2 separate regions of the Mus musculus genome follow, and region 2 is linked to region 1. A link is a loop called in an ENCODE intact Hi-C map of the cell type or tissue named here. Cell type or tissue: left cerebral cortex. All regions are shown on one strand.

The links. A loop is a pair of places that touch in the nucleus more often than their neighbours do. Peaks named below come from ENCODE experiments on the same cell type or tissue, not always from the same donor. Only the 100,000 strongest peaks of a DNase experiment are listed, where the experiment ranks them.
Region 2: a loop joins it to region 1, with 4 times the contacts of the local background. A loop is called at or near these places in 3 of 42 quality-filtered maps.

The regions. Positions count from the first base shown.
Region 1 is chr10:18,740,379-18,748,378 of GRCm38, reverse strand. It overlaps Arfgef3 (ARFGEF family member 3), which reads left to right and starts at 4,621. Exons shown (of 34, transcript NM_001033258.4): 1 at 4,621-4,838. The coding sequence starts at 4,754. Gm32926 (predicted gene, 32926) reads right to left here and starts at 4,908. Exons shown (of 5, transcript NR_152783.1): 1 at 4,495-4,908. In left cerebral cortex, CTCF peaks have their summits at 3,860 and 4,564; DNase peaks (open chromatin) are centred at 6,014, 6,286, 6,466, 6,929 and 4 more places; H3K4me3 peaks cover 3,251 bases; H3K27ac peaks cover 2,416 bases.
Region 2 is chr10:18,621,092-18,629,091 of GRCm38, reverse strand. Arfgef3 (ARFGEF family member 3) reads left to right here. Exons shown (of 34, transcript NM_001033258.4): 18 at 1,321-1,471; 19 at 3,627-3,944; 20 at 7,833-7,966. Among named protein-coding and RNA genes, the nearest start is that of Hebp2, 79 kb to the right of the region's middle. In left cerebral cortex, no CTCF peak of the experiment used is centred here; DNase peaks (open chromatin) are centred at 2,079, 3,572, 4,326, 6,737 and 2 more places; H3K27ac peaks cover 1,928 bases.

The sequences.
Region 1 (8,000 bases):
CACTAAAAGCTTGGCATTTAGAACTGGTTCTGAGCTTTTAAAAATGTTGGCATATTTTTTTTTAATTAACTGAATTTGTAGTCACAGAAGAGTAACACATATTTCAAGATGCTAAATATACACAACTGTTAGAAAATGCCTTTTAAATAATCACATGAGGAGAACAATACATACCAGTGGAGAAATTTGGAATGAATAAAATCAAAGATATTAATTACAAGTCTCAATTTCAAATTTTAATAGTTTCCAAAAACTATTAAACATGCACACACCAGTTTAAGCATCAGTGAGTGCTCTTGATTCCAATATTTGTATAAACCACAGTTGTAAAGAAGTGAAGCTTCGAAAATGAGACAAAAGGGATCAAAGATGGACTATCACGGCTGCGCATGCAACAGTGTCTGTATGCTCCCGGCCTGGAGGGACTCAGGAGTAGGCCCACGTGCCAACTACAATGAATAAAATAATATTAATAGCAATTCAATGGTTAAAAGTTAATGTTGTTGGTGAGGCATTCCTATAATTTCTGCACTCTGAAATTCTCAGTCAGGAATATCCTGAATTCAAGATAAGCCAGTGCTATATCCTGGCTCAAACAAAACCAAAAGCAACCCCTTTTGTTTGTATGCTTTGACCTCTTTCTACATGTGTGCCTGTGTACACTGGATAGCAATGCAGAGTAAGTTTATACTGTTAGCTGAGGATCAAAGATAGAAATACTCATTTTCCTTCACAGTCACCGCTGTTGAGAGGATCATTTACACACGTGATGACACCTGTTTCTAAGTCACCAGGACAGACTCTGCCCACGCCACTCCATGTTTCTGTTTATTTATTTAATCCTCATGTATGCTATATCTGTCCTCTGAGGCTATTGATGGTACTGTTTATTATTATTGCATTTTTGAACCATTTTAAAAAGTACCCTGGTTCTTTATAAAAGTTAATGCATTTGATGAAAAGCAAATCACACTGTTAGCCACACTGAAGATTATTATTGTTACATATATATATATACATTGTGCCCATATTAAGATTTATATGCAGTCTCTGTCAAATATTTAAAGTATAAATACTCATTTATACGTTATATAAAGTAAACAAAGTATATAAAATATAATATTTAGGTCAAGTAGTATACAGAAATGCATAGTATTTCACAGTTATCTAATTTATCTTATAAACTGGAAACCTGTTTTTATCTCACCCAGTATTCCTCTCACATTATTCTCCAAAACTTTGAAGTATGCTGTTTTAGATACAATATGAATTGCCTCTCCATCTCTCTGTTGTTGGACATGTGTATAGTTTTAAATTAATTTATAATTCCAAGACACATGGAAATCTTTGTCAGAAAAGCTTTGTGTTTATTTTCATTTCACACCCTTTGGATGACTTGCCAGAAGAGGGAATGCTGGTCTGGAAGCATATGTGTTGTACACAACCTGATTCCCTTCAGGAATGCAGGACCACGTTAGGCTCACCAGCATCCCCAGTGCACGGGGAGGCAGGCTCTTCTGCCAGTCTTTCACTCACAATAGCATTTTGAAATAAACATGGCCGAAACCTTCCCAGATAGCACTATTCAAATTTAGGAGACTATAGGAGACATTTCTCATTCAAATCACCACATTTCCATGTGGATTTGTAAATGAAACTTTTGATTAATAAAAGTTAGCCACTCACTTAAAAGTTTGTGCTGTTGTACTGGACTTTTTGTAGATATATGAATAACTGTATTTATCCTGTAAATTATTATTCGTAGAATTATTAACCTCTTGTTTTCCTTTTACCCACACTACCACCTTTGAACAATTTGGTGAGTCTTTTTAACAGCACTGTTCCAATCACTGGCATTATTAGAATCATTTTCCTGGTTTGTACCATACTTATTCTCTTTTTAATTATAAAGCTAATACAACTTTAAAATAGGCTCAAAATATAAAACTACATAAAATTAAAAGATAGATTTCCACCTGAGTGTAACTTGCTCTTGTATTAGTGACTTTTCTGTTGCTATGACAAAATACCATGGCCAAAAGTAACTCCAGGAAGAACGGGTTTTCTTTGGCTTCCGTTTCCAGAGGGCTAGAGTCCATCTTGGCAGGGAAGAGATGGCTACATCAAAGAAGGCAAGAGCTGAAAGCTGGCAAGTCACCTTCCATCGGCACACAGGAAACAGAAAGAGAGAAGAGTATGTGGGGCCAGGCTATAAAACCACGAAGCCCCACACCCCTAATGCCATCCTTTCTCCAGCAAAGCTCCACCCTTTCTAGGTTCCATAAGTTTCCCAGGCAACCCTACCAACTGGGGACCAAGTATTCAATTCAAGTACAGGAGCCTGTAGGGGACATTTCCATTCAAACTCTCACATCTGCATTGTAATCTGTGAATGGGACTTTCCACTTAAAGGTCTTAAATAGTCAAATCATGAAATTTATTGAATTTTCCCCATTTCTGCCATAACTGGTTTTGCAAAAATTTCAATGTATTAGGAAGTATATCCATTTAACTTTTCTTCTTAACCTTTTATGGTTTAATTCTTACATCTAACTCTTTAAACTATCAGTCATTCATTCTGATGCATGGTATAATTCTGATGAATATATTATTCCAAATAGTTAATGCAGTGGTTGAATATGAGGTTTTGTTGTTTGCTTTTTCGCACTAGTAACTTTCCCTCAAAAGATGGCTCCATTGGATGTGTGGATGGTGGGCAGAAGGGCCCTTGGGAACTGGCACTCTGAAGGAACTAAGAGCAGTCAACACCCTGTCCCCGCTGGACACTTCCTTGTGTCACTTTCTTCCCTGGCTGCCTTTCACCCCTGGGATTTCTCCCAGTCTCTCCCTTGTACTAATTCCTCAGACCCTTGTCTTAGGTCCTGTCTGGCCTCTGACAGCAACCACTCACCATATTGAATGGCTCTAAATCATCCCTCCCATCCCAGACATTTCCTGGGAGCTCCTGCCCATAGATAAAACACTATGTATCATTATCTCTTCAATCAGACCATGTTAAATCTGAGCTTGTACACTCCCAAGCCCTTCCTCCATATCATCTTTACCTTACCAAATGGGGCCAACGTCTTCTGACTTCCTAAAGAAAACCAGAATGCTCCCCTCATGCTGCCTCTATCCAGTCTTCTCTATCCAGGCGTCAAACCCTTTGGCAGTGTCTCCCCAAATGTCTCTCTTCCAGACCACCTAAAGTCCAGTTTATTCTAAGGTTGATGTGAAACCTGCTTAAACTCCCCCAAGACATCACTCTCTCTGCAGACAGCATCCCTATCAGTAGAAATATATTTCTAATAAAAACTGAATTTGTGCTGGGTGTGGTGGCACACGTCTTGAAACCCTGCACTCAGGAAGCAGAGCAGAGGTCTCTGTAAATCCAGTCAGCCTGGTCTACAGAGCAAGTTCCAAGACAGCCAGAGCTACTAAATGAGATGCTGGTTTTGGGGGGAAAAATTAAAATACAAAGAACAAAAATTCGCTTCTAAGTCCACCCTCACTACCTGTCACAGCTCTCAGAACAAGGTCATTGCTTTCCAGTCAGGACTCTTGCCTGTAACAGCTGGCAAAGGAAGCACCAGAAGTCACTCAAATAGCAGAGGCTTACTCACTCCCCCCTCCTAGTTTAGTCCCCCTGGCTTCCCTGCCTATCAAAAGCTAACATCAACTGTCTGTGCCAGTGTGTCTCTTCAGAGGGAAACAACCAGTACACGAGGTAAAGGAAGGAAGGGAAGAGATTCTTTTATTATTATTATTATTATTACTATTATTACTTTGACAGTCTCGTGTCCCTCAAGCCCATCTCACACTGACTGTATAGGCAAGGATGACCTTGAACTTCTAACTTTCCTATCTTCACCTGCTGGTACTGAAGGTTTTAAAAAACATCTTTGGATTTGGGCTGTGTGGAATACATTCTTGTTGGCTGGGAAGTAGCTGAGGTCTAATTTCCTTGTGTATATACTGGGCCATTAATTTCTAACATACAGGGCAGTCCCACAGGTTGACTACTGGTCTATTTATAGATTTTAAGTTGTCAGTTAAATCTATTGATTTTTTTTTCTTTTTTCAATTTCTGCCTTAGCTGGTTTGGTAGAAATCTCAATGTACTAAGGGAAGCGTATTCATTTTAATCTTCTAAATCTTTTCTGGTTTAATTTTCACATCGAATTCTCTAATTATTAGAGAGAACTGTATTAGAGTCTAATGTATGCGTGTAATACATTGTAAGCTCCCAGCAGGCAGGCATATGACGTAGTTCTCGCTGGATGGCTCCAACCTTACACAGGGAGGGGACCAGCTGTTTACTATTTACTATTTATTACTATCTACCCCCTAGTGTAGCAGGTCTCAGAGATGCCTGATGCGCCGGCCCAGCAGGTGATTGGCACAAGCGACCAGGCCCCTCCCTGCCTTCCGCCCGTGGATCTCGGTGATTTCCCTAGGGCAGAGACTGGCCGGCAGCCAGCCACAGATCCCCACCTTTGGATGAAGCTTGGTACCCCAGGTCCTCTTGGACGTTAGGTAGACGGCCGGGGCCTCCCGGGTTCCCCTGCTGGTGAGCGCACCTGACCCGGCGGGCGTGGCAACAGGCGTGGCGGCGGGGCTGACGTGGCCTGTGGCGCGGAGCGGGTGTGATTCATCAGCGGCCGCCGAGAGCCATGGGGACGAGTGCCGAGGCCTCCTAGGCGCGTCCCCTGCGCGATCTCGGGGTCGGTGGCCTGGCTCTAGGAAGGCCAAGATGGAAGAGATCCTGAGGAAGCTGCAGAGAGATGCGTCCGGGAGCAAATACAAAGCCATCAAAGAGAGCTGCACCTGGGCCCTGGGTAAGTGAGGGCGATGCGCGGGAGCCGAGGGGCTGCGCAGGGACACCTGCTCCCGGATCACAGGCTCCTCGGGCCCCTGGGCAGGAGGGACTGCCACCGACTATGGGTTATGAATGTTGCCTCGGATACTTAATGCGGGGTATGAAAATCTTGGCTCAGCGTGGGCATCCAGCTGTCTCCATCTGGTTCCCTTACCGCTTCCCAAACCTCTATGGGAACCGTTGCCTTTGCTGTGAGGTAACCTCATTCCTGGTCCCTAGAGCCCATAGACAAGGGTTCCTCTCCCCCCCCCCCCCCCAATAGCCAAGTTAGGACCTCCAGCTTGTATGAAATCAGGGCCCTGGTTTCCAGGGGTATGGAAGAAAAAAGGAAGTTAATTAAAGCAACAGCCCTCTTCTCAAACACTGGTGAGTGGAACCAGGAAGGAAGGCTTGTTTAATTTGATTTTGCTGATAGAAGCCACCTTGCTAAATATTCGCTTTTATGGCTATTGTGCATGGAACATAACAGACTGAAGGAATTGTGTTTCTCTTGCAGTTCGGTTATTGACTTGCCCTCAGACAGGTGGGCTTTTAGTTGTGTGAGCTGTGCTAAAATTGAGATAAGTTCCTGGTAGCAAATGAGCATTTCCCATCCTGTAGGCTGCAGTTCTCAAAATCGGAAAACAAACGGAATGACATGTCAATTAGGCAAGACCAAGGCGCTGAGAATGGGGGGTGGGGGGGGTGGGGGGGGTGGAGTGAACTGTACTATATAGACAGCCCACTAAGCCCCTTGCTTTACCAGAGCCTGCGTGATATGCCTCTGTAACCAGCTAATTAAAAACAACAACAACAACAAAAACCCAGGAACCCCTTCCCTTGAAATAAAAACCAATCGGTGATTGTCATGATTCTGTGCTGTGTGCAACCTGGAAAATAAGGCACAGAAATGCCGTTAGCCGTAGGTCCAACTAAAGACAGAATTCTCATAGTGTTTTAGGTCATGCTGTTCTGACAGAAGGTCCTAATTCACATGTTTGTGCACACATGTGTGTCTGTGTCTCTGTGTGTAGACAATTGTAGCAGCACCATCCTTTGTTTAATCTCTGCATAGCCCTAAATTGTCTCAATTATTGCCCAGGGAGTTTATCTTGTAGGTAGAACTAGTGTTTGGCCATTTTAGTGTAATGTTAAATGCAAATGGACTAGCTGTCTGAGAAGCAGCAAGGCTCTTAAAGCCGCAGTAAGATTTCAGTGTGGCCATTACCGTTTACTGTTCAGCAGTGATTCGAAGCTGGATTCCCAAATGCCTCTCTAATGAAGGGTCACAGATGGCTGGCTAACATAATAAAGCAGGACCTGACTGGGCATGAAATACACCATTCCTAGTATTCCTTATTAGTTTGCTGTAAACGAAACGGATTGAGATAAACGCAGAGGTGTAGAGTAACCCAGTGTTTTTAATAAGTTGGGCATTCGATATTCAACATCTTGTGTTTAAACCACGGCTGTTGAACTTAGGCCCTTGAAGCTACTGGGGAAGAAGCCCGGAGCCGAGGACAAGTAGATTTTCTGGGTCAAGTTCAGAATTCACCTTGACCGTAAGAATAGATGAGGTCCCTTTTGCCGCTCCTTGATCACTCTGTAATTAGCAAGAGAAGAGATAAAGCTATGACAGCTAAATAATAGCACGGAACCTTCCTGGGTACATGGGGTACATGGGAACAACCACAGTTGGAAAACCGGGCATGAGAGCTTCAGTGAGATAGGGTCTGACTATGAGGGGAGGAGAAGGGAGACTGAGTAGATTTCACGAAAGAATGGGTAATCTTTCCATTCTCTAATTTTTCTTCTTTTTTTTTTTCCGATCATACATTTCAGACACTCCTGTAGTGAAAATCTGTTTGTTGAAGGGGAGTGGGGGTATGCAGTATAAACAAAGGCGGAGGCTAGAGGGGTTTGCTGTTTTTCACTCCCCTCCAGTTCCCACAGCCAAGGCAAGGCTTTTACTAGAAAACACTTGCCGCCCATCAGCCCTCGTATTTTAAATAGAGGAACACGTACATTTCTAAGAATGTACTTAAGAAGCTAGAGCAGCACCGTTTCTGCTTGCCCCATGGAGAGCTCCAGGGCCTGGTGGCAGTTAGCTGTGCCACCACGTTGTCGATGGCACCGTGCACAGCAGTTACTTTCTTTGCTCCTGATCCTCTTCCGTCTGGGATTTCTTTGCCGCTCCTTCAAAGCCTTACAGGAAGCTTTCAGTGCCTGCCTCAGTGGAATTCTTTACCCCGCTGGCTTAGAGCCCTGCCCTCCAGACTCTCTTAGAGCACTTAGTACTTTGGAGTTGGCACACGCATACCTATGACGGAAGGATCATTGAGAAACATCTTGAGTACAAAGACAAGGCAAGTTAAAGCTGACCCCCCTCCCCCCACCACACAGTTTACTTGCTCCATCCATGGAAGGTTCATTGGAAGAATAATGGGGTTTGGGCTGATATGAAATTATACAGTCTTAAGGACCTTGACTTGGTCTTTGTGAATTGTCTGTCATGCTCTACACGGATTTTGGGTGTCCATAAACTTAGACCATCTTATCTCCTACTTAGACTGTGTTAGGAGAGGGGAGTAACCCTTATTCAGAGTTTCATGGGGGGAGCCTGGTGTTGGGATTGGTTTCAGCTGTGAATAGGAGATAACCCTAGAGTCACCTGAGAAAAAGAAGGGGCTTCAACTGAAGAATTGCTAGATCAGATTGCTCTGTGACTATGTTCACGGGGCATTTTCCTAATCGCTAATTGATAGAGGAGGGTCCAGACCACTGTGAGATGCCTAGGCAGGTGGGACATGAGCTGTGTGAGAGAGGTAGCTGAATGTGAGCCTGCAACAACCTGAAAAGCAGCTTTCCCTTGTGGTATTTTCTTCAAGCATCTGCTCTTACTTCTTTCAATGATAGACTAACCTGTAACCTGAAAGAAACCCCTTCCTCTCCAAGCTGCTTTTGGTCGTGATGTTTATCATAGCAACAGAGATTATACTAAGACACGCAGTCGGCTTTCTTTAGAATGGAACAGCAGTCATTTCAAGAGAGAGAGGGCCCCCAATGGAGGAGCTAGAGAAAGCAACCAAGGAGCTAAAGAGATCTGCAACCCTGTAGGTGCAACAACATTATGAACTAACCA
Region 2 (8,000 bases), 120 kb after region 1:
CATCGCTTATCTCCCAAACTACACGTCAGGTACAACACAAAAGTCTTCCTTCCACGCTAGTTCTCAGGGATACAGCACCCTAACTCTGCAGGTCTCCTCAGATCTCTGCAGGTCTCTGCAGATGCACAGGTATGCATGCCTACACATATGTGTGTGCATACACTCATACACACACACACACACACACAAGTCGGAGTTCTTGTAGCTAGGGAAATAGATCAGCTGTTAAGAGCACTGGCTGCTCTTCCAGAAGACCCAAGTTATATTCTCTGTACCTGGGTGGTGGCTCACACCCATCTGTACGGTTCTGACATCCATTTCTGACCTCTGAGGGAGCCCACATACAGATGTGCCCATACATACATGCAAATAAAACACTCATACACATAAAATAAATATTTTTAAATGTTTAATTTTTTTAATTATGGTTCCTAAAATAGAACACTTTACAAAGCTAAAAATGTTCTAATCATAAACAAATACAAAATGAAACTGGTCTTATATTCATGAGGCAAATAGTGTTTTCCTAAAAATAACTTTCTCCTTCTGACGTGAAACTGGCTGAGTCACTTGAAGATAGTTTTCTCTATTCCTTAGCTCTGAATTATCACCCACCACATCTGGTAACTGGAAAGCTTTCTTTAAGGGTGGCACTGCCATTTGGCCTTGTGTTAGGACTTAGCATGAATGATATGCCAAATCAATTTTTGTGTTCTTCCTCAGATATCACCACTTTTATTTTATTTCAATAAAGCATTATTTATAGCTTACAGATACAAGTGTGGATTCCGGGGATAAAATTACATCATGAAAGAAGTCATCTTTGTGCTCCAGATACATACACATAGTTTTTTAGATGACCACATCAGAAATAATATTAATATCAGAAATAATATTGATATCAGAGAGACTTACTTGCATACTGCCAAGAATTTCTTGATTTTTATAAATTGAGGTGTACAAGGACGGATGAGGAATCTGGAAACAGATGTTTGGGCTGGAGTTAGCACATGGAGCCCACCCTCAGTGGTGTTATGTCTCACTAGACCCATGGGTGGGCTGGAAGGACCTGTACCTAGCTCGGGATCCATCTGACCCTAGAGCCACAGAGCAGGGGTTACCAGTGAATGGGGTCTTGTCTGACCATGACTTTGCATGTGGACGATGGAGCCCTGCTGAAGAGGTGCTTGCAGCCAGTGAAGTATATCATTTCCCTTTTGCTCTTGCATGAGAACACACTCTTTCATTTCCATCTTGTCTCTCTCCCTTTCTGTCTCCCTTACTCAGACTGCTATTTTAATAAATGTCTTTCTGGCACAGTGAAACTAAAAGTGGAGCAGAAACTGGAGCAGATGGGGAAGGTGCAGGGGGTGTGGCTGCACACAGCCCACGTCTTGTGCATGGATGCCATTCTCAGCGTAGGCCTGGAGATGGGAAGCCACAACCCGGACTGCTGGCCACACGTGTTCAGGTGCATGATGGTATTCCCCACCCCTAACGGCACAGACCCTGCCTTGGAAAGCCTGGGGTGGTAGAGAGGGTACAGACTCCAGAGTCTGCAGCATCTCAGCAGAGCGTTCGCCGTTTAGATACGTTTTTAGTGAGACACAGAAAAGAGGACAAGAGATAAGTACCTGCGGCACGTATGTTGCAGAGAACAGAATGGCAGAACTGGATTCAAGGAACTGTGATTTATCTGTTGACATTGCCGTGGGGGACAGATGGATTATAGCAATGGAGAAAAAGCTGCTTTCTTGAGTAGCAGATAGAACACACCCATGCAGTTTAAATGAGAGTACATTGTCCTTTCTATTTACAAAAAAGGACCCTGGATAACGCACATTAGTATATACAGTACCTCATTAAAGACATCTAGTTTAAGTGGACAAAGAAACACAAGAAGAACACAGTAATACATCTGTGCAAAGCACCACTAAGAATTTGACTCTTGAGTTTTGTGGCACGGAAGTAAAGAGAGTCTCAGTCAGCACCTGTAAAATCAAAACAAAATGGCGACCACTCAATAGTGCAACTCTTAAGTCTAAGTCAAGAACCACATCTCCCCAGGCACTGGCATTAGAGCAGAAGAAAGAAAACGAGCAGATCACCCCTGGAAAGAGAAGAGTCAGATGATAACCCAGCGAGATCTGAGTTCAGTTTGACGTCACTAAAACAAATATAGCTCCAAGTGCTAGTTGAGTTCCTAAGAGAACAGTATGCAGGATGGCTAAGGGTTGTAAAACTAACCTGTTACATGTAGTTTTTAAAACACACTACCGGTAGCCTTAGCTCTGGAGCTGTGACCGAGCCACCAGCCCCTCCCAGCTTAGCCCGGATTGATCTAACCATCTCCCAACCCAGCTTCTCTTTTTCTACCTTGCCTTTGCTCCATGGATAGAAAACATTTGGACGGCTTTATTACTTTAGAACTTGCTGGCTAGCACAATTTCTGGGCACAGAATCTCCTGCCTGGAAAGGCATGCCCTCATCAATTATCCCCATTTTTTCCTCCTGCCCTAAACTTATTAGCTACCCTGTATCAGCTAGCCCCCACCAACCTCCTTGGCCCCTGCCCATAGCAGAAGTTGCAGGCCCTAGCTGCCCTGAGGCCGAACATGACTGCTGCTGCTTTCTTGTTTAAAAGCGTGCAGAAAAGACCCTCTTTTTCCCTCCATCTACCTTTTCCTCCTGGAACTTGGAAAGCCTTCTTCACTGACAAAATCAAGAACTAGTTAGGGAACCGGACCTTAGTATCAGCACCTCCCCCTACACCAACCATCGTGAAAGGAACATGTGAAAGGACCAGGATGTAGCAGCCTGGAGCAAAGTGGAGTGAGAAAGAGAAGCTGATAACCTGATGTTTTGCCTTGGCCTTACAAAAAAAAACAAAGGGAAGAGATTCAGGTGACACGCAAGCAATATATGTGAATTCAACAAACTCCCTAACTATAGAATACCAGAATAGTTTATCAGGATGCCCATCGACAGCAACTAAATTATCTGAGATGTCTTAGAATGCATCTTAAGTTCAATTAGGAACAAAGCCTTTGGAAGTTGGCAGTTGCACATGTCTGTTCTGTTCCTGCCATGCTAGGGGATCCCCCTTATCCCCATTCCATACGTGGACACAGGTATTTAGAGCTATCAGCATCAGCCACATCATAGCTGGGTAGATGTCTACTGTGTCAACAGCGCCTGTCCACTAAGCATGTTCGTTTGGGATCCTTTCGTCAGGAAGTGCTTCTCAGCTAATCAGAGCATAGGACAGAGGGAGAAGGGATGCCTCAGGGAAAGTTTTCAAATAGGTTGTTTAGTAAAGCAGTAACCTAAGCAACACAGAAGGGGTAAACAGAGTTCTCTTGCCTGTCTTTTCCCCAGCGGTGATGAGTGAGAGAATCTTAGGAATCGCTTACCCGTGCCAAGGCTGGCCCAATTCAAAACAAATCTTCTGTCTCTAAGTAGTAACAAACATAGTGAGGAAATGGCAGTGCAAAATATGATAAAAGGAAAGGAGGAAAGCTGAGGCAAACTCCAGGGGTAGCTAGATTTCGTTTTACCTCACTGTGGGATGAATAGAGTCGGCAGAGCTGGGCTACAGTATTCACTTCCTGTTTGACTCTCTCTAGGGTGTGTGAGTATGTGGGTACACTGGAGCACACCCACTTCAGCGATGGTATCTCCCAGCCCCCTCTGACCATCCATCAGCCACAGAAGACATCTGGGAGCTCTGGCCTCCTTGGGGAAATTGAGTTTAAGAGCTCATCCCAGGAGCAGAGCCTGGAGCAGGGGCCTTCCCTGAACACAGCCCCTGTGGTCCAGCCACACTCCATCCAGGAGCTTGTTCGGGAATGTAGCCGTGGCCGGACCTCGGACTTCCGGGGAGGTAGTCTGAGTGGGAACAGTGCTGCCAAGGTGGTGCTCAGCCTTTCCACCCAGGCCGACAGGTATGCAAGGCCAACTCACTCTGGGGATGTTTAAGCATGGATTGACTGTTGGCTATGCCTGTATTAATTTGTCTGGTCTCAAAATCAGCCTGAGGATAACAATGCATTAACCAGTTACTAAAAATGCTTTGCATCGTGTGTGTGTGTGTGTGTGTGTGTGTGTGTGTGTGTGTGTGTGTGTGTGTGCGCGCGCGCGCGCACGTGCGCGCGCACGCGTTGCCTGTTCTTCAAGCACTATCTACTTTTTTGTTTGCTTGTTTGTTTGTTTTGCTTTTTGAGGCAGTATCTCTCAAGCTTATCAAGTAAGCTAGGCTGGCTGACCAGCAAATTCCAGATCCAGACTTGTGTGTGCCTCCTCCACACCAGGGTGTGTTACAAGTGTGAGACATTACACTCCGCTTTTTTATGTAAGCTCTGGGGGTTGAATCCAGCTTCTCGGGCTTGCAAGGCAACAATCAGTTGATATCAACTGAACTGTCCCCATCCCTCTTTCCATTGTCTTTCTTCCTACCACACATCATTTTTTGAATGAACCAAACCATCCTCTAATGCCTGAGTTCCAGGTCTGAAGTGGACTACCTGAAATTTAGTCTATGGTTTTACTATCATGTCTGACTTCCTTGCCAGTAAAATAAGGTTCTTTTTAAAAGTAATTTTCAGAGGGTAGTTATGAGGTTGAATTAAGTAATACTTAAATTTTAGTGACTCTTGCTGCAAAACCCCTTACTATGGGTTGTAGAAATAGCTCAGTGGACAATGTGTTTATTGCACAAAGATGGAAATCAGAGTTCAGATTTGCAGGACTCACATAAAAGGCCAGGCAGGCCTGGTAGCTCTCTGAGATCATACCACTTGGGAGTTGAAGACAGGCTCCCTAAGCCAAACCAGTTGCTAGCAAAAATTGTCAAACCCTGGGTTCAGTAAGAGAACCTGCAGCAATAAGTGGAATGAAAAAGCTCTAGATGAAAAAACACAATCAAGGAAGACACCCATTGTCCACACACACACACACACACACACACACTCATACTCAGGAAATAAAATAATAAAGACATGCCCACCCATAAATATGGTACTTACTGATGTCTAAGAACCACATTAAGGTAAAGAAGGCAAATCAGTTGCTGCCTCAAATGTTTGACAACAGGTCTTGATTCTGGGAGTGCTTGTGATCACCAGCCACACCACATCACCTTATTTATCCCTTAACGTATAGTTGTTACACCCAGGCTTCCTACAAAAAGGGCAGACCGGAGGTGCTAGGGCAGCAGGCTGAACATTCACTGGCTGGGCTCGGACATCCTGACTTCCTGTTCTGACTTTGACATTGAGGAGCCTGCTGGTTTCTATAGAAACAGTTAAACCTAGACTCACTTTCCCCCCACTAAGTCACACAATTTGTACATGTTCTAACTGGTAGAAAATCACTTGCTTCTAGGTATCCAATAAATTGGCTATTAAAGTGTTTTAAAATCCAGGAAGTGGTACACGGGTGTCAGGAAGAGTATAACACACTCATGTAGTATGTTTATTAGAGCATAAGAAAAAGAAATGGTTACGATCCAGAAGCAAACTAGAAAATAGCAAATGAGATGTGTGTGTACTGTGTGTACTATGTGTACGTGCTGGTGTGTGTGAGTCTTGGATATGAGTGTATGTATGTATGTGCAGATGTGTGTTGTGTATGTTATGTGCATGTGTTTTTTGTGTGCTGTGTTTTTTATTGAATATCTCCTGCCAACATAAGGCCTCAGTTGCAAATATAATTATCTTTGAAGTAGACACAAAAGACTTTAATAGAATTTCTTGGAAGAATTAGTCAAAGAGGCAATTTATTATAATTAAATATCTATTAATACTGGCTACAAAAATAAATTTTAAAGTTTGTTAAATTTTTTTTATACAAAGCATGGTATGCTGATAATCTTTATTTTGGATGACCTCTTCACATCAATGTCTCTGTGTGTGTGTGTGTGTTGTGTGTGTGTATTGTTCTCTCTTTTTGCCTCACTTTCTGTCTGGGAATGGTCAGTTTACTCAAAAGGATAGGTCTTACATGTAGGCTAAGTTCTTGAGGCCCTCTGCTTCCTCTGCCTGGGATCATCTGCTGAGAGTCAGCTCCCATGCTCAGACTGCATCCTCTTCTCTCAAAGACCCCAATGGACAGACCATAATAAGGAGATGACAATATAAGTTAGCATTAGTTAGTGGCTATGGTATCAAGCACTTTCCCAGACACTTCACACAGACCCCACAAAACTCCAGGCTCCCCAGCCATGAGTTATGAACTTTATTTCTTAGAGGAGGAAATATAGGTCAGTGGAGTCAACTAATTTGTTTTAAGCCAATACACTTTAAAATGATAGAGCCAGCAAATGCTTCAGACTTTCTAGAGATTCTTGCTACTTACAGATAGAATCTAAGAGCAGAACAAAAGTACAGGGACTTTTTTTTCTTTTCCTTTCTTTCTTTTTCTTTCTTTCCTTCTTTTTTTCTTCCTTCTTGATGTTGTTTGGGTTTGTTTTTGTTTGTTTGTTTTGTTTTGTTTTAAGATAGAATTTCATGTATCTTAGGCTGATCCCAAATTTGCTATGTAGCCGAGGACTGCCTTGAACTTACTTTTTTGCCTTCAGCTCCTACTTACTAGGATTATAGAGCTGTAACACCAGAACCCTAGGCTTCAGGCATGCTGTGCAAATACTGTGCAAATACCTGCTGTGCAAATACTGTGCAAATACCTGCTGTGCAAATACTCTACAAAGCAAGCCGCATCCGCAGCCACTAACTCTGCAGAGACAATTTTTAATCTTTCTAAATGTATATTGGCATTTTACCCACGTGTATGCCCACGTCCCACATGTTCACAAGGGTTGCAGAAGAGAGCCCAGTGTCCCCTGGAACTGGAGCCGCGGATGGTTATGAGCAACCATGTGCTGGGAGTTGAACATGGGTCCTCTGCGAAATCAGCCAGTGCTCTTAACTGCTGGGCCATCTCTCCAGCCCTAAAATTACAGAATTTTAATTATGTGTGGCACTCTGATACCAGATCACAATGGATAACAGTACTCATTACATATGAAATTATTTCATGCACTAAAATGATCAGAACTACTTAACATTTTCAAAGGCTCATTCTGGTGTCAAGAAGTAACTTGTGGTTTTGATGTGGCCCTCCCTCCTTACAGACGGAAACAAAAAGACATGTTCAGTGTTTTCCTGTGACCCCACCAGTCATTTGTGCATCCTTGTCCCTTCACATCCTTGGCTCGTTTTCAAACTAGGTCTTCAACTTTTGTTGTTAAATTTCAGGTGTGCTTACTTGTTCTCTATGCTGGATTTATAGAATATGTAATATCTTTCCATGCCTCATATTTTAAACTATTTCTGTCTTACAATTTAGTATGTCTTAGTTTAGTTCTTCAAACAGGCTCAAGATTCAATTTTTGTTCAAGACAATGTCCCTTGAGCAGCACGAGGCATCCCATACCACTGGCATCACCACAGGCTTGGCAGGTAGACTATAGATACCTCACAGCTCACTGTGGCTATAGGGCCCTAATGTTTTACCTCCTGGAATATCTGGAAGCAATAACTCGTCATCTTTCACATTCTTGCCAAACAGTTAGGAGTGCTTACCACACATGGCTGGCCCTGAAAGCTGCAAAGATTTTTTTTTTTTTCCGAGTATGCTTTCTGGTTTTCTTTGCATCAAAATCCCATGGTTAGTGCAGACTTGTTCACATTAATAATAGTTATGACAATACCATCCATTTCTCTGCAGTGCCTTCACAGAAGTTTTGTTAATTGTATCACCCAGATTGCCATACACGTTCTGCCACCTGTCCTTGATGCATTGTTCCCCCATAACATATGTTTATTTGCACCCAGGCTCTTTGATGACGCGACCGACAAGTTGAACTTAACAGCCTTGGGAGGGTTCCTCTACCAACTCAAAAAAGCATCTCAGTCCCAGCTTTTCCATTCGGTGACAGACACAGTCGATTACTCTCTGACAATGCCAGGTAATTTTCCCTGAAGAACCTGTTGGTAAGTAAG